3 separate regions of the Mus musculus genome follow, and regions 2 and 3 are each linked to region 1. Evidence: chromatin loops called from intact Hi-C (ENCODE). Cell type or tissue: left cerebral cortex. All regions are shown on one strand.

What was found. A loop is a pair of places that touch in the nucleus more often than their neighbours do. Peaks named below come from ENCODE experiments on the same cell type or tissue, not always from the same donor. Only the 100,000 strongest peaks of a DNase experiment are listed, where the experiment ranks them.
Region 2: a loop joins it to region 1, with 9 times the contacts of the local background. A loop is called at or near these places in 20 of 42 quality-filtered maps.
Region 3: a loop joins it to region 1, with 7 times the contacts of the local background. A loop is called at or near these places in 20 of 42 quality-filtered maps.

The regions. Positions count from the first base shown.
Region 1 is chr9:57,128,149-57,136,148 of GRCm38, forward strand. It overlaps Sin3a (transcriptional regulator, SIN3A (yeast)), which reads left to right. Exons shown (of 22, transcript NM_011378.2): 22 at 1-220. It overlaps Man2c1 (mannosidase, alpha, class 2C, member 1), which reads left to right and starts at 2,629. Exons shown (of 26, transcript NM_028636.2): 1 at 2,629-2,741; 2 at 3,011-3,133; 3 at 3,384-3,507; 4 at 5,374-5,444; 5 at 6,942-7,119; 6 at 7,297-7,486. The coding sequence starts at 2,641. Man2c1os (mannosidase, alpha, class 2C, member 1, opposite strand) reads right to left here and starts at 3,142. Exons shown (of 2, transcript NR_102289.1): 1 at 2,401-3,142; 2 at 1,834-1,979. In left cerebral cortex, a CTCF peak has its summit at 3,209 (motif pointing left); DNase peaks (open chromatin) are centred at 2,575 and 3,141; H3K4me3 peaks cover 1,982 bases; H3K27ac peaks cover 1,755 bases.
Region 2 is chr9:56,944,554-56,952,553 of GRCm38, forward strand. It overlaps Snupn (snurportin 1), which reads left to right and starts at 6,355. Exons shown (of 9, transcript NM_178374.4): 1 at 6,355-6,400. In left cerebral cortex, a CTCF peak has its summit at 3,097 (motif pointing right); DNase peaks (open chromatin) are centred at 3,145 and 6,314; H3K4me3 peaks cover 1,609 bases; H3K27ac peaks cover 842 bases.
Region 3 is chr9:56,924,493-56,932,492 of GRCm38, forward strand. Snx33 (sorting nexin 33) reads right to left here and starts at 3,879. Exons shown (of 2, transcript NM_175483.5): 1 at 821-3,879. The coding sequence starts at 2,291. It also overlaps the pseudogene Gm19936. In left cerebral cortex, CTCF peaks have their summits at 255 and 3,897; DNase peaks (open chromatin) are centred at 262, 3,027 and 3,903; H3K4me3 peaks cover 3,846 bases; H3K27ac peaks cover 3,021 bases.

The sequences.
Region 1 (8,000 bases):
TAGCATAACTGCTCTAGCTTCTTGTGTACCATAGTACCATGTGGCTTCAGATTTAGTACCTATAAACAGATGTACAAGACATTTATTACACTTTTTACCAAAGGGAGATACCATTGTAGTACTTTTGTGTAAAACTTGTCTTTCCCCCAACAACTTACTTTCTTTTTCCTTTTTTTTTTTTTAAATGTAAATAAAGCTTGATTCTTAAGGAAATAAGTAACATAAGTCCCTTGTCCTCTCCAAAGAGCTGTTGTAAAGTTGGGACTGGCTTTAATTTCTCCAGGTTACAAATAGGATTTTGCTTTAAATAAATAAGTACTTGTAATTGTCAAATTAACATATCAACAGTGAGGCCAGTGGGATGGCTCCATAGATAAAAGTGTTTGCCACATAAGCCTGACAAGTTTGCTCTCTGGATCCAATAGTGGAAGGCAAGATCTGACTCCCAGGAGTGCTGTGCCCTGTGGCACCTGAGTGCCTGTTCTTGTGCTCACGCACAGGCACACCGCACCTAGGCTCCTATTTCCCCTCTCAAAGTTCTAATTTCCCTTACTGGGAATAAGGCTACAATTCAGGATACCGAGCCAAAGAGTCAAGTGTATTTGTAGAAATTCGAAGGGAATGAATTTTACATTGCTTAGCAACATACACCAACAAATGCTTTTAAAATTGTAGCGTGGGCCTTTAATCTCAGCACTCAGAAGGAAGAAACAGATCTCTGTGAGTTCAGAGCTAGCCTGGTCTACATAACTTCAGGATAGCCAGGGCCACAAAAAGACCTTGTCTCAAAAAATAAGATTAAGAAAATTTTTTACATTTATTTGTATGTGTGCACATATGCATCAACGTGCAAGTGTCAAAGTCAGAACAACTTGTAGTCAGTTCTAGGACTTGAATTAGGTTTCAGGCTTGGCTGCAAGCGCATTTATTTGTGCTAGTATCCCCATCCATCTCACTAGACTCCACTTCTTAAAAGTTACATTTAAACGTGATCCATAACATTGGGGTGGGGTGGGGGCTCAAATGTGGTTGGCCTGGACTTTCTGAACAACAGACTAGCTGTCATAGAATTCGACAGCCATCACCTAGCAAGTCATAACCAGGTATTTTATCTTCCATTTAAAAATCCTCAGTCCTGGGGTCAGTGAGATGGCTCAGCTGGGTATGGTTCTTGCCACTAAGCCTAAAGACCTGAGTTTTGAGCCCCAGGCCCCACATATCCCACCCCCAACCAAATAAATTGTAACAATGTTTTTAAAATCCCCAACACCACCATAAAGAAAAATAATTTGACTTCTAGGTTTTCAAAAGGTGGCACAGTCCTTTAATCCCAGCACTTGGGAGGCAGAGGCAGGGGGATTTCAGAGTTCAAGGCCAGTCTGGTCTACAAAGTGAGTTCCAGGACAGCCAGGGCTTATACAGAGAAACCATGTCTTGAAAAAAAAAAAAAAAAAAAACTCATGAATTTTGCCTTGGACTCCTGAATTCTGGGAATACAGGTGTGTGTCACCATATCCTGCTTTTAGGGTGTTTTTCTCATAGGAGGACAAGGAAACTTGGAAGTAATCAAGCCTAATGGGAAAATGTAGGGCAGTGGCTGAGGCAGCATGCCAGGAAGAAAGGGTCTGGCTTCCTCAGCTATGGTTCACCTCTCCCCCTCTATTTCCTTAAGACTGCTGGCCTAGAAGGATGGGGAGCATGGGTCTGACCAGCAGCAGCCTTGGCAGTTGCTACCTATGTACTATGTACTGCACCTCCCTGCAGGTCAGGGTAAGATTTCAGGGCCCTTTTAGGAGAAAAAGTCCTTGTGACCAATAAAACAAGGGACTTTGCTCAAGTTTTGACAAGTTATTTTAATTGGCATTGTATATTTCTTACTTGATCATTTTTCTGGGTAACCTGCATTTGGAATGTAAACCTGGTTATTTCCATTAAAGCAGGCTAGTTAGATTCCTCCTGTATTATTTTCTTCCAGACTCCTGCAAACGTTAAAGCTGGAGGTTAGCATTCAAACTTCCTTGCACTTGTTGACCTGCGTTAGATCAAAATTCTGGACATTGGGGTAATGGGCAACGGTGATGCATGTAATGTAATGGAGGATTACTGGTGTGCAAAGCCCCTTTTCTGTATTTCTGAAAACACCCGAAGTAGCCTTGCGCTTTTCATATTATGCAGTTACCAATGCTTGAGTAAGTGAAGAGAATGGAAAACTAAACCTTTCCCATGCCCTTCCAGGGGTTCCCTCCCTAGCCCTTCCTTCAGAATACCAAGTAGCTCAGGCTGTACTCAAAGGCGCTACATTGTCGCAGATTACTCCAATTTACACTTCCTGGTCTGTGAACTTTGTGCATCCTAGGCAAGCACTCTCCCTACCGAACCACACCACCAGCTCAAACTTACCATTGTATTTTAAAATAATTTACCCAGCTGTCTGACAGCAAGGCTGAGGTGAGAACCGCGAAGGCTCAGCTTCCGGGTTTCACTGGGAGGCTCCCCAGAGCCAGCCTCTTGCAAAAGCCGTGGTGTTCCCAGAAAAGCTGCTCGGGTCTGTAAGCTGGTTGGATGCCGGAACCTTTGGTTCCAAGCGGTGCAACGAGCCGGCAGCACCAAGGATCTTCCGGGGAGGGAAGGCGCATCGCCATGGCGGCAGCGCCGTTCTTGAAGCACTGGCGCACCACTTTCGAGCGGGTGGAGAAGTTCGTGTCCCCGATCTACTTCACCGACTGTAACCTTCGCGGCAGGTGTGGTCCTTGGCCTACCACACCCGCGCGCTCTCCCCTTCCCTTCCGGAGGGAAACCCAGGCCGTGGCCAACCGGGCCGCGGAACAAAGTTCCCGCCACTGCCAGGCCAGGGGCTGGGGAGCGAACGGTAGAGGTTGGTCTGTGCTGCTGAGCTGCCAGGCAGTCCTCACGGCCTTAGCCAAGGGAGAGCGTTTCCCCAGCCATCCGCTGGCTCACGGGTGGGACAGGGGCGGCTTCGAGCATGCGCCCATCAGCTGCTCCTGCCCAGGCTCTTCGGGGACAGCTGCTCGGTGACACTCTCCAGCTTCCTGACGCCCGAGAGGCTTCCCTATGAGAAGGCGGTGCAGCAGAACTTCAGCCCTGCGCAGGTCGGCGACAGCTTCGGACCCACGTGGGTAACGCCCAGTTTGGCGAAGCTCCGCCCCACGACCAAACCCTAGTCTGCTAGATAGCAGAGTGGCGCCCTCTGCTGAGAGAAGCTCCTTTATCCTTCGGCGTCTTCACTTGAGTATTTTCATCCCTGCTGCCTCTCCCCCTTTCCCTTTATTCTTTGACCATTTCTCTGATGCTGCACATGCATGGAGAACATCTTAAAGCCGAGGGTTTCCACTCCTAGGCCCATCAAAATGGCTCTCTTACAGATGGTGGACCTGCTGGTTTCGGGTAGAACTGGTCATCCCTGAAGTTTGGGTGGGCCAGGAAGTTCATCTTTGCTGGGAAAGCGATGGAGAAAGCCTTGTCTGGCGTGATGGGGAACCTGTCCAGGTGAGGTGTCCTCTCTTAGAGCCAGATACTGCCACAGATTAGCCTGGTTTTTGGAGAAGCCACAGCTGAATGAATGGGTCTCCAGAGTAATTTCATGATTTCGGAACTGAGGAAATTGCCAGTGTTTAGACACACCCGAAGAGGTTATCAGATCCCATTACAGATGGTTGTAAGCCACCAGAATTTGGACACCAGTGTTATAAATCCCCAGTTTTCATAAGCTAGTTTTATTGTGTATAGTACATATGTATTGGGGGAAACTTCAAATCATTCTAAAATGATATAAAGTAAGGTATTAAGTTATCTTCCCATGAATAATGAATTTCTTTTAACTGCACTTCACATTCCCCAGATGTTAAATGTTAAATGTCATACCAGGTTTAATCTTTGTAATGCTATGTGATGACACTTTATATCCATTATAGATTTTAAAAAACTAAGACATTTCTTTGTTGGTCCATGCAGCTTCCGTTTCAAAGTCCAGTAACTGGGTCCTAAAAGAAGTCAGAGCCCTAGCCGGGCGTGGTGCTGCACGCCTTTAATCCCAGCACTCGGGAGGCAGAGGCAGGTGGATTTCTGAGTTCGAGGCCAGCCTGGTCTACAAAGTGAGCACCAGGACAACCAGGGCTATACAGAGAAACCCTGTCTCGAAAAAACAAAAAAACAACAAAAAAAAAACAAACAAACAAAACAAAACAAAAAAAAGAAGTCAGAGCCCTATCCAACTTTCTTCTCTTCGATGGCACCCACCTAACTGAACACTGAGGATGAACCAATCTATCTCAAACTCCTTGGGCTTCTTTTTTAATTAATATAACCCAGAACCACCACAAATTCTAGACAAATGTTCTCACCACTGAGCTAATCCATCTCCCACCTCCCGTTTAATTCGAGAAAGGGTCTTGCTGAATGATCCCTGATAGTAGCCTTGATCTTGTTATTCTCTACCATGGACCTCCCAAGTAGCTAGAATTATAGACCTGTATTAATATATCTGCCTCACTCCATGGGGTTTTCTTTTATATATTCATGGGTAAAAAGGCTACCAGAGGGGGTTGGAGAGATGGCTCAGTGGACTGACTGCTAAGAGCACTGACTGCTCTTCCAGAGGTCCTGAGTTCAAATTCCCAGCAACCACATGTGACTTACAGCCATCTGTAATGGGATCTGATGCTCTATTCTGGTGTGTCTGAAGACAGCATACAGTGTACCAATACATACATTAAATAAATAAATCTTAAGAAAGAAAAGCTACCAACCAGGCCTCCTAATCCCTGCCCAAGATCCTTCCCATAAGACCATCTGTAGGGACCTTGAAGTTAACCCAAGACACCCCAATTCAGGTTCTTTGCACAAATGAAATTGATTTGTTTCAGAGGGCAGAGAATAAGAGACAAAGACAGGAGACCGAGGACAAGGGAGAAGGGAAAGAGGTGTTTGTCCCAGAAGACAAAGGTCTAAGAAAATGGCAGTCTATAAAGCTACAAGAAGAAAGCCTATGTTGGGATGAGGTGGTCTAATCCCAAATAAGAGAATAGACCTTGGTGGCTAGCTTTAGGGATGTAATCTAGCAGTTTTACAAGGCAGAAGGAAGTGGGAAGAAGGGCAAGGCCTGCCATAGCCGTGCTTGCCGAGCTCCAGCTCCCCAGAGTCCCTTCACCACTGCTAGCAAACATAAACTGCGTGCTGGTCACCGATGGGTGGAACACTTGCTACCAAGGTTCCCTGATTACTTTATCCTAGCCTTTCCTGGTATCGGTGATTCAGGGCAGGGCAGCTGGATGGCAGAGCCTGGCCCTCATTGGCTTTACTCGACCTTCGAATTTTCTAATGGCCTCAAGCCCGGTCTTCTCTTTTCTCTACCAGGGTTTGACCAAAGAAGGCGAAAAGACCAGTTATGTCCTGAGCGAGAGGCTGCGAGCATCAGACCCTCGGAGGTAAGCATCCGCTTACACAGATGTGTTCACATAAGTGAAATCTTAATATCTCCTTTCTCGTGGTAAATATAAAAGAACATGGGGAAATTAATTACTCCTATTATCCTTCTACCAGGGATGACCATCTTTTTTTTTTTTTTTTTTTTTTTTTTTTTTTTTTTTTTTTGGTGTTTGGAGACAGGGTTTCTCTGTGTAGCCCTGGTGCCCTGGCTGTCCTGGAACTCACTTTGTAGACCAGGCTGGCCTCGAACTCAGAAATCCGCCTGCCTCTGCCTCCCAAGTGCTGGGATTAAAGGTGTGTGCCACCACCGCCCGGCAGGGATGACCATTCTTATCATCTCCGTCTTCATAATCTCAAAATGTCTTTGAGCAGAAGCACCTTTTACTAGATGAAAGTTATTTCTCTGATATTTTACACCCTACCTTTTACATTCCATTATTTCATATTGAGGGAGCATGTTTTCTATACCATGAAAAGCTAAGATATTGGGTTTGGCTGTTTGTTGTTATTTATTTGTTGTTTTGTTTTGTTTGAAACAGGATCCCATTCTATATCCCTGGCTGTCCTAGAACTCACTATGTAGACCATGTTGGCCTTGAACTCACATAGATCTACTTGCTTCCTCCCAAGTGCTGGGATTAAAGTTGGGTGCTACCATGCATGATTATTGCAGTGTATATTTAACTGTGCATTTTTGTTTGTTTGTTTGTTTGTTTTCTTTGGCTTGGTTTAGTTTTTTTGAGACAAGGTTTCTCTGTATAGCCCTGGATGTCCTGGAACTCACTCTGTAGACCAGAGCCTCAGACTTCATAGATCCATCTGCCTCTGTCCTGCCTCTCAAGTGTTAGGATTAAAAAGGCCTCTGCCACCACTGCCCAGTGTTAACTGTATATTGTTTCAGATTCCTCCAACACTGTGAATATGGTAAGGTGGCCTTGAAGGGCAGACGGAAATAGTCATAAAATTATGAAACTGCTGAAGATTCTGGAAGAACAGACTGAGGACTCCATTGCCAGACTAGGAGGGCTGGAGTCAGAAAGGCTACCCTTTAGTGATGCTGAGTTTAGCTCCAGCAGAGGAACCTGCTGCCCAGGTGCTGCCTCCAGGAACTGGTGTACTATGTTAGCTAGTGGAGCTTGGGACTGAAAGTCAGCCTTGGAAGAGCCAAACATGTTTGCTGTGCAGCAAAGGCTTTAAGGCCAAGAGTACTTTGTACAGACAGCCTTGGAAATATGAAGCTAAATAGCAGTATAGCTCATAGGAATCCAAATTTAGCCATAGCAGAACACTCCTCTGCAGGACATAGGTTTGAACTGGTATTTCTACCATGATCCTCCCACACCTAAACCTGACATCCCATGGGTTCCTCTGGGAAGTGGGTCCTAGGCGTAAATGGGGGGGGGGGGGCAACTGAATGCCTGCTACTTGCACTCTTGTCAAGCTCCCAGCATCTTCTGCCAGTTCACTGGCCTGAGACTGCCTCTCTATATTTATAGCTTGACTCTCTATGTGGAAGTAGCCTGCAATGGGCTTCTGGGGGCCGGGAAGGGAAGCATGATCGCAGCCCCTGACCCAGAGAAGATGTTCCAGCTGAGCCAGGCTAAACTGGCTGTGTTCCACCGGGATGTCCACAGTCTCCTGGTGGACCTGGAGCTGTTGCTGGGTGTGGCCAAGGTACTGGAGCCCCACCCCCATCCAGATCCCTACTCCAGGCACATTGTTTGAGTTGGGGCACCAACAGGAGTAAAGGGTTAAAAGTGGGGAGCTTTGCTGAGAACCCTTGAGAGACCAGCTAGAGCCTTGCTATAGTAGTGCTTGAGGAGTCTTTTAAAGTACAGAACCCTGATGCAGGGCCTCGGGGAGGACAGCCAGCGCAGCTTCCAGGCCCTGCACACAGCCAACCAGATGGTGAACATATGTGACCCTGCTCAGCCTGAGACTTACCCAGCAGCCAAAGCCCTGGCCTCCAAGTTCTTTGGCCAACATGGAGGTGAAAGCCAGCATACCATCCATGCCATGGGACACTGTCACATTGATACAGGTAAGGCACCATTGTTCGTTAGGGTGCCAGGTGCCCTTAAAGCCTTGAGTGTGGCTGAAACCTGCGATATGATCATTGGTAATCTTTGGCCTTCTGGACCTTATTTTTCCACTTGTGTAAAATAAATCAGGGACATTAGATCATGGGCTCCGTTGGCTGTGGCTTGCTTATTCTTCCAACAAAAGCTGATAGCTCACGAGGCCCTGTGGCAGATACTGGATACGTAGCATTGTGGAGACTGGTTACTGCAGAGTGACCAGGTGTGGTGATGCTGTATATGAGACCTGGAGCCAGAAGAGGTATTTCACCCAGCTAGGTTAGGGAGTCTGAGATTTCCTAGCAAAGTGACATTTGATTTACGTGATGATGACACAGGGACCCCCAAGCACAGGGACCAGGTCAGGTGTTCAGCTTTGAGGCCGAGTTTGTAGGATCCTTGAGAGTTTTCAGTTCTTTGTTTGCTCATTGTTACTGTGCCTGAGTCCAGGCCTTTGCTATCTATGTAGCACTGGTA
Region 2 (8,000 bases), 180 kb before region 1:
AGAGGTTCAAGCTTAAATAAAAGGTGAAAATTAAGCCAAAGGACTCTTGGGTAAGGTGGCCTCTAATAAGTTGTTGGAACAGTTATCCAGGAGACAGTTTCTTCCTGCGGCTGGCAGGAGGCTTCAGCATTTTTCTTCTCCCAGCGTGTATTCCTAGAGAAATTCCGATTCTCAATGGCCAAAGAGAGATCTGTCCCTTCACCTTCCAGGAGTTGTATCTGCCCCTCTCTGCTAGGCTTGGTTGTGGCTCTGCCTTGAGAACTCAGATGTCTGTCCCATCTTGAGTTCTGGCAGTTGGGTTGTGAATGCCCTATTTCAGCATTCATTCATTCTGGCCTGGTGGTATTTTCTTTTCTTTTTTGCTTTTTGAGACATGGTCCCAGCCGGGCATGGTGGTGCACACCTTTAATCCCAGCACTCGGGAGGCAGAGGCAGGCAGATTTCTGAGTTCGAGGCCAGCCTGGTCTACAGACTGAGTTCCAGGACAGTCAGGGCTACACAGAGAAACCCTGTCTCGAAAAACCAAAAAAAAAAAAAAAAAAAAAAAGAGCCATAGTCCCACTCTGTAGCTCTAATTGTCCTGGAACTTACCAGGCTTCCTTTAAACTCATAGAAATTGCTTGCCTTTGCCTCCCAAGTGCTGGGATTAAAGACATGTGCCAAGATGCTCAGCTGGCACCTCCCCTTTGATTATGAACCACTGTTCCAATTCTAAATCCTAAGGTTTAGGTTCCTGAGTGGAGATTTTTCAAAGCAGGAATTATGGGTCTACCCCAGAGATCAAGGTAGAGGATATTAAAGTCTGGGAATCGCCACACAAACCATTCAGACACCATCCCAGTTAAATGGGGCTGGTTTACTGACCACACCACCCAGGACTGCTGGATCAGGGACATGGCTCAGACTCAGGTTCTGAAAGCTATGACCATGAATATTTTCCAGGGTCAGTTTATATAGGGAAAAAAAAACTATAATGAACACATATACGTGTGTGGGGAAGGTTGTAGGGTGGTCTGCCTTTTTTCCAAGTGTTTTTAATAGTTTAGAGAACAGTTCAAGCTGTCCTCTATCTTGCTTGGCTCTAGTGAAGGCTACAGTTGGGGAATTTCCAAGAACAATAATAATAATAAACCTCAGGATATATGGTTGGCCTTGCTCTGAGCCAGACTATTTTTCTGTGTCTATAGTCAAGCTGCTGACTTCCTTAGCATCATGAAATGCTTGCAGGCATGAAACAAAAGGGTTACAGCAAAGCCAGGGATGATTTTAAACTAGGGAGCAGGCTTCAACATGGGTTTCAGTCTTCAACAGTAGATTCAAATACAGATGTGATTCTGTCCACATGACCTTAATAACATGCCAGATGGGAATCATTGACTTAGTTTAGAGTTGGCCACTTGGGTCATCTTAGGCTGGCAGATGATTTTAACCGTCAGTCTAACCTTCTCCCTTATCCCCCAGTACAAGGCAGGATTGGTCAGGCTCACTTGAAATGCAAAGTATGGAATAGGAAAGGGATGTCACTCTTGTGATAGGCTCTAGGCTACATATTATAGATTTCCCCGATTTTATAAATGTCAAAGCTGAAGCCAGGTGTGGTAGCATACACCTGTAATCCCAGCTATTGGGATGTGGAGGCAGGAAGGCTGCTCAGAGTTTGAGGTCAGCATAGGCTACAGAGCCAGACCCTGTCTCAAAATAAAAAGACTAAAGCTGGGTGGGTCCAAGCACTTTCAGTTAGTTAGAATTTTTCTTTGTTAAGTTTTTTTAAAAGGGTATGTATGCCAATATATATAAATAACTCAAGAAGGTGGACTCCAGAAAGTCAAATAACCCCATTAAAAAATGGGGCTCAGAGCTAAACAAAGAATTCTCACCTGAGGAATACCGAATGGCTGAGAAACACCTGAAAAAATGTTAAGTCAGAATGGCTAAGATAAAAAAATTCAGGTGACAGCAGATGCTGGCGAGGATGTGGAGAAAGGGGAACACTCCTCCACTGTTGGAGGGATTGCAAGCTTGTACAACCACTCTGGAAATCAGTCTGGCGGTTTCTCAGAAAATTGGACATGGTACTACCGGAGGATCCTGCAATACCTCTCCTGGGCATATATCCAGAAGATGTTCCAACTAGTAAGAAAGAAACATGCTCCACTATGTTCATAGCAGCCTTATTTATAATAGCCAGAAACTGGAAAGAACCCAGATGCCCCTCAACAGAGGAATGGATACAAAAAATGTGGTACATTTACACAATGGAGTACTACTCAGCTATTAAAAAGGATGAATTTATGAAATTCCTAGGCAAATGGTTGAACCTGGAGGGCATTATCCTGAGTGAGGTAACCCAATCACAAAAGAACTCAAATAATATGTACTCACTGATAAGTGGATATTAGCCCAGAAACTTAGAATACCCAATATATAAGTTACAATTTGTAAAACACATGAAACTCAAGAAGAACGAAGACCAAAGTATGGACACTTTGCCCCTTAGAATTGGGAACAAAACACCCATGGAAGGAGTTACAGAGACAAAGTTTGGAGCTGAGACAAAAGGATGGACCATCTAGAGACTGCCATATCCAGGGATCCATCCCATAATCAGCCTCCAAACGCTGACACCATTGCATATACTAGCAAGATTTTGCTGATGGGACCCTGATATAGCTGTCTCTAGAGAGACTACGCCAGGGCCTAGCAAACACATAACTGGATGCTCACAGTCAGCTATTGAATGGATCACAGGGCCCCCAATGTAGGAGCTAGAGAAAATACCCAAGGAGCTAAAGGGATCTGCAACCCTATAGGTGGAACAACATTATGAACTAACCAGTACCCCGGAGCTCTTGACTCTAGCTGCATATGTATCAAAAGATGGCCATCACTGGAAAGAAAGGCCCATTGGACACGCAAACTTTATAAGCCCCAGTACAGGGAAACGCCAGGGCCAAAAAGTGGGAGTGGGGGGGAGGGTATGGGGGACTTTTGGGATAGCATTGGAAATGTAAATGAGGAAAATACCTAATTTTTTTAAAAAAAGAAAAAAAAAAGGGTATATATGCAGATGCTCTATCTGCATGTACACTTGCATGCCAGAAGAGGGCACCAGATCCCGTTATAGATGGTTGAGAACTCAGAGTCATTCAGAAAATGGGTCAGTTCCCATAGGTACTGGCAGTATGTGTGAGTGGCACCTTGGTGTGGTAAGTTTGCATACATTCTCACAATTATATACTGACACACACATCCATATTGACATATGCATATGGAGCAAAAGACCAAGCACCGGTGCAGAAAGAACTCACACATTCTGGATGAAAAATGCGCTCCAATCTTTATTGCATAGAGAAAGAAAAGGCTTCTACCCTTTTAATGCTAAGTGAATTAAACCCGTGTTTTTAAGAAAAAGAGCTTTGTTCCGTTTAATAAAACTAAACCTGCCTTGTCCTCACCATGGGACCTGTTCTGTCCCATGGTAAGGAGAAGCCTGCCTGCTCCTTCTGCTCTCTGTGACATCTTCTTTTTTCCTCTTTCCCTCTGCATTCTGCACATTGCTCTCTTAGTATTTTATGTTACCTATAATTTCCAAGTTATTCCACTCTGCATTCTCCTTCTAATATAAAAAGTGTTGTCTAAAAACTTCTCCTCGGGGGCTGGTGAGATGGCTCAATGAGTAAGAGCACCCGACTGCTCTTCCGAAGGTCAGGAGTTCAAATCTCAGCAACCACATGGTGGCTCACAACCATCCGTAATGAGATCTGACTCCCTCTTCTGGTGTGTCTGAAGACAGCTACAGTGTACTTACATATAATAAATAAATAAATCTTAAAAAAAAAAAAACCTCTCCTCAGCCCAGTTCCTCTCTCAGCTCAGTTCTCACCTCCGTTCCTCTCACCTCAGTCCCTCAAATCTGACTCTTTGTCCTCAGACCTTAAACATCTTTAAGATTACATGATCATATGTTAAAAAGTACATCAAAAGTTCACATAGAAAATCAAATATAAATTGAAATAGAAGTTTACAACAGATTGTTTCCATGCATATCCATTAGGAGTAGTTATCTAGCTAAACATCCATCACTTGTCTCAGCTCCACAGGTTCACCGAAGGTTTAAAACCACAACTAAAAGCCGGGCGTGGTGGCGCACGCCTTTGATCCCAGCACTGGAGAGGCAAAGGCAGGCGGATTTCTGAGTTCGAGGCCAGCCTGGTCTACAAAGTGAGCTCCAGGACAGCCAGGGCTATACAGAGAAACCCTGTCTCAAAAAAAAAAAAAAAAAAAAAAACCCACAACTAAGTTATAAGTCAAGTTTTGTATAGATAAACCCAGTCAATATCTTATCTTCTGTCCTAGCACCTGTAATAAATCGTTAGTTCCCCTTTTATAATCTTTGGGTAATTGTTTTACAACCTCTTGGAATGTAGGAGAAAGTCTGGTTACCATCTAAGAGCAATTAACTGGTGACACTAGGGAGACTGGCAGAGTTCTCATTGCAGTTTTGACTATCAGAAAAGGACCTAATAGCAGTCCTATTATAAAAGAGCTTAATAGTCATGGATATAATTTTAGGAATTCTTATAGGATCATTATTAAGACTTAAGTCATCTATTTGTCTATATAGCATCACTAGAAGATAGTACAACTTCGTTGATTTACAGAGATCTACTCCAAAGGGGTGTGCTACTACTTAGTGATTGTTATATATATTTAATAATAACAGGAGAAGCATATTAATAGCAGGAATCTCTCCTAAAATGAGTCCCTTACAGCCTCGCTTAATAAGGGCTCACCTGTCACAAATTATATAATAATCCGAGCCGGGTGGTGGTGGCGCACGCCTTTAATTCCAGCACTTGGGAGGCAGAGGCAGGCGGATTTCTGAGTTCGAGGCCAGCCTGGTCTACAAAGTGAGTTCCAGGACAGCCAGGGCTATACAGAGAAACCCTGTCTCGAAAAACCAAAAAAAAAAAAAAAAAAAAAGAAAAGAAAAAATAATAATAATCCGAAGCAGGCCACTTCAGGATGATCAACTGCTAGTTATTAGCTTGTCCCATTATGGTTCCTGACAACCCTGGCCAAATTACTCCCCCACCACCACCCACAGGGCTCCTGACTTTCCAGGAACTCTGCAGACCAGGCTGTCCTTTAACTTAGAGATCTGCCTTTCTCTGCCTCTTGAAAGCTGGCATTAAAGGCATGTGCTAGCACTACCAGCCAGTCCTGCTTTCACCCCCTGTTGTTCGATTACAGGGTGGTGCCACTGCAAGTTTAGCGCAGGCTATACAAACACATTGATTGCTGAGCAACATCCCTAGCCACACCCCAGTTCATTGAGGTGTTAGAAGCAACGCATCTGGCTCACATTATAAGCATTAAGTAGCAAGTCCTGTTTTCATTTTACATGCTAGAAGTCTTACCCTGCAGACACGATGTATGGGTTTGCTTAGGGTCTCCTAAATCTCGGTCACTCATGTAACTACTTTCAAACCGGACTAAGTGCTGCACTCAAATGCTGAACGTTACCTATCAGGAATCGAGCCAGGTCCCTTTCCGCGTCATGTTAGAAAGGAGAATAGGGATAGCAGTGGTGGCGCACGCCTGCACGCCTTTAATCCCAGCACTCGGGAGGCAGAAGCAGGCGGATTTCAGAGTTCGAGGCCAGCCTGGTCTACAAAGTGAGTTCCAGGACAGCCAGGGCTATACAAAGAAAGAGAGAGAGAGAGAGAGAGAGAGAGAGAGAGAGAGAGAGAGAGGAAGAGAGAGAGAAAGAGAGAGAAAGAGAGAGAGAAAGAGAAAGAGAGAGAAAGAAAGAAAGAAAGAAAGAAAGAAAAAGAAAGAAAGAGAGAAGAGAGAGAAAGGAGAGAGAGAAAGAGAGAGAGAAAGAAAGAAAGAAAGAGAAAGAAAGAAAGAAAGAAAGAAAGAAAGAAAGAAAGAAAGAAAGAAAGAAAGGGAAAGGAAAAAGGAAGGGAAGAAACGTTTATTAGTTCGAAACCTGAAAGCCATTCAGAAAATCGCACAAGCAAGACAAAAGGGCTGTCAGTGCAACTCTCGAGTTTGGGCACACCCGGAGAGGTGGCGGCCACGAAGTCACGGTTTTGTCAGTGAAAGGATCCGGGGCAAGTTTGCGATCAGTACTGAAGGCTCCGTATCGCGGACAATCTCGCTAGAATCCCGAAAAAGCCTAAACCAAATCTGGAAGCCCCTCCCTAGGGAGAAGAGTCGCTCAGTTCAGGGCGGAAGTAATGTCCTGCCCGACTCAACTCCCGCGATGCACCACGGTAGGCGGAGCCGGAAGTTCGAGTGCAAGCTTGAGCGGGGCGTGTCTAGCTCCGCTAAGGCACCTAATTGGTCAGTCGGCACAGGCACTGGCGGCGTGCGCGAGTGGTACGGACGTGCGGTAAGTCTGGCCCTGTCTAGTTTGGCGTTCTCTCAGCCGCAAGCTCAAACTTCTTCTGATGACCCAGGGCTGGCTTCGCAGCCGTTACCTGGGGAGGCTGGCCAGTCTTGGGGACTTGGACTTGGCCATATTTTTGTCGTTGTATTCCAGGCAGTCTGGCTCAAACTCATGAGGAACATTTATGTGTGGCAGGGAGAATTCTGTAACCGAAAGACAAACGACTCCATTGCTAGAGAGACAGTAGCGGGGAGGGCGGCAGAGTTCACGGACGTGTGGTGGGAGCATCTATTGGGCTGGAGAAGAGGCTTGGGTGAGCCTGACACTTAGGAATTAGTTCGCTTCTTTTCCTCGGCCTCCTGCCTTGCTGCCATTGCAGGTGTATGACACGTAAGGTCCTGTTAGGGATCATTTCTATGGCATACTTCAGGATACCTTGACGGGGAAGCTCAGTAATTATCTACTGAATACTCCCGGTTATTTTACAAACACTCTGATGCACACCTTAAATCCACACTGATAATAGTCACTTTTAACAAATTTTCTTAGAAAGTATTCTTAGCCGGGTGTGGTGGTTGCATACCTTTAATCTCAGCACTCAGAAGGCAGGCAGGTCTCTATGAGTTCGAGGCCAGCCTGGACTACAAGGAGAGTTCCAGGACAGAAAACCTGTCCCCAAAACAAAACAAAACAGAAAAAAAAAAAAGTATTTTTAATGTCTTAGGATATAGGAATGCAGCTTTCTTCTTTTTCTCCTGGGTTTCAGACCCAAGGCTTGGTGCAAATATGGTGCGCACTTTGGCAAGTACTTTACCAAGTGGAGGTATGGCACCATCCTTTGTTCTTTTATTTGTTTATTTTCCTATATGCATATGTGTATGTGTGTTTTGCCTACATGTCTGCACACCACATGGGTGCCATGCTGGGAAGAAAGTCAGAAGAGAGTTCCAGTTAGTTCCCTGGAATTGGTTTACAGGTGGTCATGAATTACCACATGAAACCCAGGTCCTCTGGAAGAGCAACCAGTACTCTCTTTTTTTTTTTTTTTTTTAACTAGTGCTGTGTGTGTTTTTAAGATTTATTTATTTTTATTTATATGAGTACACTGCAACTGTCTTCAGACACACACTAGAAGAGTGCATCAGATCTCATTACAGATGGTTGTGAGCCACCATGTGGTTGCTGGGAATTGAACTCAGGACCTCTGGCAGAGCAGTCAGTGCTCTGAACCGCCAAGCCATCTCTCCAGCCCCGCAACCAGTACTTTTAACCTAATGGCTGAACCATCTCTCCAGTACCCTTCCACCCTGTCCTATCCTGTCCTGTGCATTCTTGCAAGATGGAAACAGTTGATAACAGTGTAAAGGTACTTCCCACTGCAGAACTGTATATTTGAATGGTTAAGATGCTCACTAACCTCACTCCATCCCCAAATCAATCAAAACCAAGCACTGTCACTGGGCTACAAAGCCAGCTGCTTAGCTACATTGACGGACCAGATTGCAGAACTGGGAATTGGACCTAGGGACATCACACATGCAATGGAAACACTCCTCTATTGAGTTATAATTCCAGCTACCCCCTTTAAAAAACGATTTAGTTT
Region 3 (8,000 bases), 200 kb before region 1:
GACCTCATGCCCTGCATATATTCTTCCTGAGTTACTAGCCCCAGGGAGGACCACACCTCTGTCTTGACATCTGCCTTCCCTAAATCCCAGGACTCAATCCTTGGCTAGATCCTTACGCAAGAGAACCCCAGCTTGGGAAGCAGGAGATAGATTGGCCCATGTGAACAGAGCCCTGGACCCCTGGCTGTATTCCCCACCCCCTGCCCAGCTGAGTGCCCCATGTGACCCAGGATGAGTCACTTCACTGGCAGTTCCTTAACAGTTCTAGCAGCAACAGGCAGGGGCTCATCCTGTCCCTCCCCCATACCGGGGACCATGAGAACTGAAAACGTGACGGGCCTGGGAAGCTGCCAATATGACTGTGTCCTTGGGGAGTTGGAGGGAGGAAGGGATAGTGCCGGCTGAGCCACAGACTTGTGTGCAACCCCTCTCCTGTGAATAGACGTCTTCGTCTGCCAAAATGAGGGCAGATAGTGGCTAACAGATAGTGATAGTGGCTAGCACACAGGACAGAGGGAGTCTGCGTTCCCAGAACTCAGTAATACCTTGGGGTTCCATGCATGATGGGGTAAGTGAGACACGGAAAAGAAACAAAACAAATCAAAATCTGGAATGGATAAGAGGCATACACACAGAGCTCAGTGAGAACAAAGACCAAAGCTGTCCATGCTATCTCTCTGCCTACAACAGCACTCTGCAGAGAACTGTCTTAACACACTTGTTGAGCAGCGAAGGAGATGGAGACAGGAAAGTGTGATGAGCTGTTCATAGTCCAGGCTCTCCCATATTCCCAGGGACCAGGACACTCATGCAGGCTTACCTTTCTGCAGGTGGATAATGTCAGGGAAGTTGGAGAGTAGGCCCTGGTAGAGAGACAGTGTGTCAAGCATTTGGAAGAGGTCGTGCTTGGGCTGTTCCGCAAACATTTCGCCAACGGTTTCATAGGTCCGGCCAGTGTGAGAAATGGCATTGTTGAGAGCATCAGACCTAAAGGGAGGGTCCATCTGGAAGGCATGGCTAATGGCCTGGAAGGCACTTCCTAGCTTCTGGAATTCCTTGCGGAAGCCCCCCACATGCTTCCGCACCAGCTCCGCCGCCACGTTGCTAAGCTGTAGGACGCTGTCATCCATCTTCTTACTGAAAGCCTTGAATGTATCCACGCGGTCCTCTACATCCTGCAGATCCTGGTGCTCTGTGGGGATCTGGAAAGTGAGCAGAAAACTGGCGCCCACCATCTCATCCTTCTCTGCCCGGCGCTTACCCATCTTCCACTGCTTGTCATCCAGGCAGCTGAGGAAGTGCTGGAAGCCCTCATACTGGGAGAGCACAGGGTGGCTGGTCATGTGGTCCATCCAGAGGATGAGCCTTCGCTTGCGCTTCTCGATGAAGTCCTCTTCGAAGCGGCCTGTGGCCTGCTTCTCAGGCAGGTGGGGCACTGAGATCACTGTGAACTTGTGTAGAAGGCGGTTGTACAGCCAATCAAAGTGTTTGTAGCGCCGGTAAACAGGCGAGCCTGCGTGGGTGGGTGTAAGCTTGTAAGAGATGTAACTTTTAATGCCTTTGAACTTGGTCTGTTTGGTGGGGTCCTCTATGGAGCAGGCAAATGGGTGGGGGTTGGCCTTCCACTGAGGGCCACGTGGGCCCATCTCAATGGAGTAAGTCTCAGCAATCTTGGCCATCATGGGCACATCACCAAGGATGAAGGCCTCCACTCCAGAGCGTACGAAGCACGAGAAACGATTGAGGTTCCGTCCTACCACACTGCCCCGCTTGGCAGACGCCAGGCTGTCCTGCCTTTCCAGGGGTGCCTTGGGTCGGAAAGCCATATGCTGGTTGGGGTAGGCACCCGGGTAGGAGAGGTTGAGTGGAGGGTGCCCATTGGTACCTAGGCCGCCAGCTAGTGGCTCTTCTACCACTGTGCACCCATCATCCCAGTCATCCCAATCATCATCATCATCATCCTCGAAGCTTCCTGGGTTTGAGAGGAAGCCGCTGCCCCCACCACTCCTGGCTGGACTGGCCATACTCGGGCTGCTATACAAACTCCCCTGGGTGCCCAGGGAGCCTGCAGGGCTGTTGGAATAGTCCACATGGTTGGTGCTGATGCCAGGACGGACAATCTCGACGTAAGAAGCAGGGAAGAGCCCTGTCTCCCCACGGCTGTTCTGTCCCTGCAGCCAGCCGTCCAGTGAGGTCTCACTGAAGATAACCAGCTCTTCGTCCTGCTGGATACTGATTTCCTCCTTGTTCTCACTGTGGAAATCATAGAGGGCTCGGCCTTTCAGTGCCATGGCTCAGCTATCTGTTAGGTCAAGACTGGAAGGAAAATGCCTTGCCCAGATTCAGGATGTTCAACAGGGTGTCCAAAAAAAAAAAAAAAAATGTACTTGCAGCTCAAAGTCTAGTAAGCCCTACCAAGTCCTTTGGGCAGGGCCTCAGCATGCACAGATGCTGTCTAGCTGCCTTTTGGTCAAAGAAGTGTCCATGGTCCAGAAACTGCCTTGGGGTATCTGCCTGTAAGCAGGGAGGGGTTGGTCATGGCCACAGTCTTTCTCCTCTCCCTTGGCAGCCCCTGGAAAGGAGCGGGTCTCTCCCTCCTCACACACCAAGCAGAAAAGTCAAATGACTTGAAGAAAGCAGCTCTGCTAGAACCAGAACGAGACACACACTTTCCACTAAAACAGTGTTGTACAACAGAAGAGATTTACCCTCAGACCACGGTCCCAGGAACGCAGGCAAGGTTCTGCCTCCTCTGGCTCTCCGTTCTTACTGGCTCCGGCTTTGGGAGGCTCTCACATTCTTCTGGAGATCTGCTCCTTCCTCCTTCCTCTCTCCTCCCGGGCCACCGCGTCTTCAAGAATCCAGAAAATTCAAGAGGGGCAAAGAGAATAACAGCAGAGTCCTGAACCAATTCCAAGGGTGGATGTGTCCGGCCTCCAAAAGAGCCAGGCCAGGAAAACAAGGGCCAAAGCTTGCACAACCGGCTGAAAACTACTCGACCCAGGGGGTGCGACCCCGTCTCGCTAGCTCTGGTGCCCTCTTCCCGCCCTGCAAATGGCCAGCCCCCGCCCCCAGATAACAAGGGGGGGCGCGACAAGCAGCGCAAAGAACTTCTGGCCTCTTTCACTCAGTGCCTCTTTTGTTTGCCTAATTCCTCGGCAGTTTCAGAGTATGAAGCTGACCCGGATCAGAGTCTCAGAACCCCTGTCCAGAAGTAACGCTAGGAGAAACCTCCACCATCACCACCCCCCGCCCCTGATGTGCCCCGGAACACTCAACAGCAGTCAGTAGATAGAGCTCTGTCGAACAGATGGCGTAGTCGGGTGTTTGTCAGTCCGTCCGTAGGTTCGTTCTCCGCGATGCCCTCTGGATCCGACCCGAGAGGGACTAGCTGAGCCCCAGCTTCTTGCCTCTTTGCCCCTCACTCGCAGCCCTTCAGCGCTGCCAGCAGGAAGCCAAGTCCAAAACAAACATTCACCCTCCCTTCAAAAAACTAAAAAGAAAAAGAAAAAAGAAAAAGAAAGAAAGAAAAGAGAAGGGGGGAGGAGTCCAGGAGATGGCGTTCCGAGGAAGGAGGCTAAAGCAGTAGGGGAGGTGAGGGGTGGAGAGAGAGGGAGGGAGGTATGAGGGAGGGAAAGCAGGCTACGGAATTCAACAAACTCTACCGCACTTCCGTGCGTCCTGGCCGGTCAGGGACCGCACAGCTCCGCCCTCCCGCGGCCAGGGTGCCACCGCCGGCCTTCCGCTCACTTTCCTTCTGGCGGGCGCCCTCCCTCTCTCCGGTTCAGTCCCGGTGGCCGGGATCCAGGAAATGGACCCGGGAGTCGGGGAGCTGCGAGCTTTCAGCAGCCCAGTTGCCGGCGCCCAGAGCCGCTTCTCGCTCGGATTGGATCGCCGCGTGGGGGAGCTCGCCAGCCGCCTTCGAGCTTCGCCTCCTGGACTTGGTCATCCATCTGCCTTTTCCGTGACGCAAGTGCAGGAAAACTCCGAAAGTTTGCGGAGCGCAGTGGCAAGGAGGGAGCTATAAAGGCTAGGAGAACCGCCTCGGCTGCAGGGGAGCAGAGCTGCGGACTCCCTTTTCCCAACCTCCTTTCCCGCCACGCGTACTTCGATCTGTCTAGGGGCTAACACAGCTCCCGGGTTGTTCTCAGATGGTGTAGGCAGCAAATTGTGACCCTGGTATCCCGCAGGTGATAACCGATGCTGTAAGCAAGATAGGGAGAGGAGCCCTCCTGCCTTCCGCAGCTCCCAGAGTGTGGGGGTGGGGTGCCAAAGACCATGTAACTTCTTCAGTGACAAGTTGCAAGTTTAGGCACAGGCGGGTTCTGGGTTGCTTTGTCCTTTCGCGGGAGCCAGATCTTCCTTCCAGGCCAGCAGCAAATAGCAAGGAGAGAGGAGTGGTCTGGTAAATAGCCTTTAGGCTTCCAGGATTCGACCCTCCACATTAGGCAAAACTAGGTGTACTAAAGACAGGAGTTGTGCTGAACTCTGGAGCGAATATAACAGCTGGATTGCTGCTGTGGTTTTTAATTCACACTGTCTGTCCCATCATTAAGTTTATATTCCAAACAACAAATTAACCGAAACTAAGATTATCGTCTGGAAGGTCATAAGTATCTTCACAGAGAAGCAAGATGTTCCAGCCTAGTGTGGCCAGTGTCGTGCAAAATGCTTGGGAAGGCACTGATCCCAGCCTAAGTGGAACACATATCAAGAACCTTCCAAGCCGTGGTCACCCATTCCTTCAGTCCCAGCACTAACAGAGACAGGCAGATCTCATGAGTTTGAGGCCAGCCTGGTCTACAAAATGAGTTCCAGAAAGCTAGGGATACATAGAAAACCCCTGCCTCTCTGTCTTGTCTCTGTCTGTCTCTCTTTGTTTTTCTCTCTCTGTCACACACACACACACACACACACACACACACACACACACACACACGCACGCACACACACACACCTCCTCTTCCTCTTGGAGCCCTAGAGCCTTATTTACCCAATCTTGCTAGGGCTTCCTACCTCCAGGTTACTATTGTTCTTACTTATTGCTGATTAACTGGTATAAAGTAGTGCTGCTGAAGGTTGGGACATTTGGCTGTTTTGAGGGTCATGACTCCTAGACCTCTGACTCCAAAACTCATAAACTTTGACTCCCTATGAAGGATAACAGCTGGTCGTGATGACACACACGGGAGACTGAGTGAGTGCCAGGCCAGCCTGTGCCACATCTAGCAAGATCTTACCAAAAGTTAACCAAACAAACCGGGAGCTGAAACAGCACTGTCATGAATTGGAGGCTGGACTCCAGTCCCTTTCTTAAACAAACAGACAAACGAGTGGTGGTGGACACATTTAGTCCCAGAATTTGGGAGACAGAGGCAGGTGAATCTCTCTGAGTTCTGGGCCAGCCAAAGATACATAGCAAGACTGTCTCAAATTAAAAATTGAAAGATCTTGAGCATGCCAAACAGTCTTAGCACTTGGAAGGCAGAGATCACACATCTGAGGCTATCCTCGAGCCTATGTAAGGTGGGGGAGGGGGTTGTCACAAAGTTGGGTGTTATGGTACATCCCTGTAACCCAAGCCCTTGGAAACAAAGGCAAATTTTAGCTCAGCTTTGTCTATGTAGTAAATTTAGGACAGCTAAAGCTACAAGTGAGACCCTGACTTAAAAAAACAAAAAGCTCAAACCCTAGAATCTGAGAAACAGTTGTGAAGCAAAACTTTTGCTTTACTAGATCAAGAGTTGGGTCTGCTCCTTGGGATGCACATGGGCCAGGCTAGCCCATGAGGCTGATGCATCTCCCCCCCCCCAAGAAACCTTGTCCCTTGCTATATAAGGACCCTAAAGACTCGGTAGATTGTTTCTCCCAGCCACTGTCTTTTGTTTGGGCAGGGTCCTGCTATGTAGTCCTAGCTGACCTAGAACTGGCTATGAACCATGCTGGTCTCAAACTTGCAAACATCTTCTCACCCTTGCTGGAGGCATTTTCCTACCTGTGTGAGTCTCTTCTTGTTCAGGGACCTTTCTCCTAGCTGAGGCTAACAATAGCACGATTCCCTTAGTTCTTGCTGAGTACTTGGCACAGCTGTAGACACTCCCTCCCACTATGAGCTTAGTGTACTTAGTACAGCTGATAGGCTTTTAAAAGCATGGACACAGCCCCACTACCTTGGTTGCCTTTTGTGTATGTATGGTACCAGGGAAGGAAGTGGATTTGAATCTAGGGACTGGGCATGTTGGCCAAACACTGTATTGCTGAACTCAGCACTTTTGTTATCTTTTGGATTAGGGTCTCACTACATCGCTGCCCAGACTAGCCTTGAACTGGCTCTGTCATTCAGGCATACCTTTTTGTAGTCCTTCTGGCCTCAGTCTTCTCAGTATTTGTATAACAGGCTTGCTTCCTGTATTGTCTTTACTTCCAACACACATTTAAACAGCAGCATCTTAGATTTATGTATATGCTCTAGGTAGGTTTTCCTAATTCTTAGGGTTACCCTCATTTCCAAGTTCTTAGGAAGAACAAATATTTCAGCTTATAGAGATCTCCAGAACCTCCTTCCACTCAGTAAATTCCAGGGGTCCTCATCAGGTCTAAAGTTACTAGGAAACCAGACTGACTTTCATGATTTCCCTGTACCCTGCTCATGTCTTTGCAAATGATCCCTTTCTTACATTCACTTTCCTTTATCCTTTCTGTTCTTGCATTTGTATGTCATGTGTGTTTCTATCCATGTGTGTGGAGTCCAGAAACTGATATTGAATGTCTTTCTTGGATTGCTCTGGAATACACTGAATTAGGGTTTCTCACCTGAGCCAAAGCTTACAGATTTTGATGTGTTAGAATGGCGGGTCACATCTCAATAGCACACTAGGCCAAGGCAGTTCCATGTGGAAGAGGTTTTATTGGGAGGGAGAGACAAGGTGGTGGCAGAAAGAGAAGAGGGGAAGAACAGAGACAGAGACAGAGACAGAGACAGAGACAGAGACAGAGACAGAGAGGCATTCTCCTTATTTATATGGAAAATGATGTAACTCAGGTAAAGGTAGGAGGTGATCCAAGTGGATTCTGGGAATGTGTTGCCAAGGCAACAGGTCTGCAGGTTCCACTGTCACCTATATGATGTCATAGGTTTGGGAGGTCCTGATGCCAACAGATTCAGCTAGCCTAGTCTCTTCCTTCTGCCAAGGATCAGCCTGGTCTTGGAGAGGGATTCTGAGGAAGAGGCGTTCCAGAGCATCTAAAAGAACGGCATGAAGTTAGTCATAGAGTACACACTGACAGCCGGGGTTCGGCTCCAGACAGATTTCTCCTAGAGCTCATCCAGATAGCTCTGCTCTCAGAGACCAAAGCCCAGTCTTTTATTTACATATCATTTACTCCAGGTTCCCTTTTGATTACCCCACAAATCAGCATTCTATGACCCACACCCCTTGATTCTTAGAAAGAGACAACAAACCTTTTTTTTCCTCAGATAGCTAAGCATAGAGCAAATCTGACCCAAGACCATGAGGAGAGGCAGAATGCTATTAGAAAAATGGATGCTGATTTGTCGGCAGATTCTCCACTCTGCTTGAAGAGACAGGAGGAGGGGCTTCTTTTTTTAAAAGACATTATTATTATTATTATTATTATTATTATTATTATTATTATTATTATTATATCTAAGTACACTGTAGCTGTCTTCAGATGCACCAGAAGAGGGCGTCAGATCTCATTACGGATGATTGGGAGCCACCATGTGGTTGCTGAGATTTGAACTCAGGACCTTTGGAAGAGCAGTCAGTGCTCTTAACCACTGAGCCATCTCTCCAGCCCGAGGAGGGGCTTCTAAAGACTGATGTCCAGTATTTTTTAGCCATTATAGGAAACACAGAATGTTTTTCTTTGCTTCTCCCATTCCTTTCATATCAGAGTAAAAACCTTGATATTGTCTAAGGCAGCATATTTGAGAATAGGTCATTTTTCTTTGTACAGCTCCTAATTTTAAAGTTTCT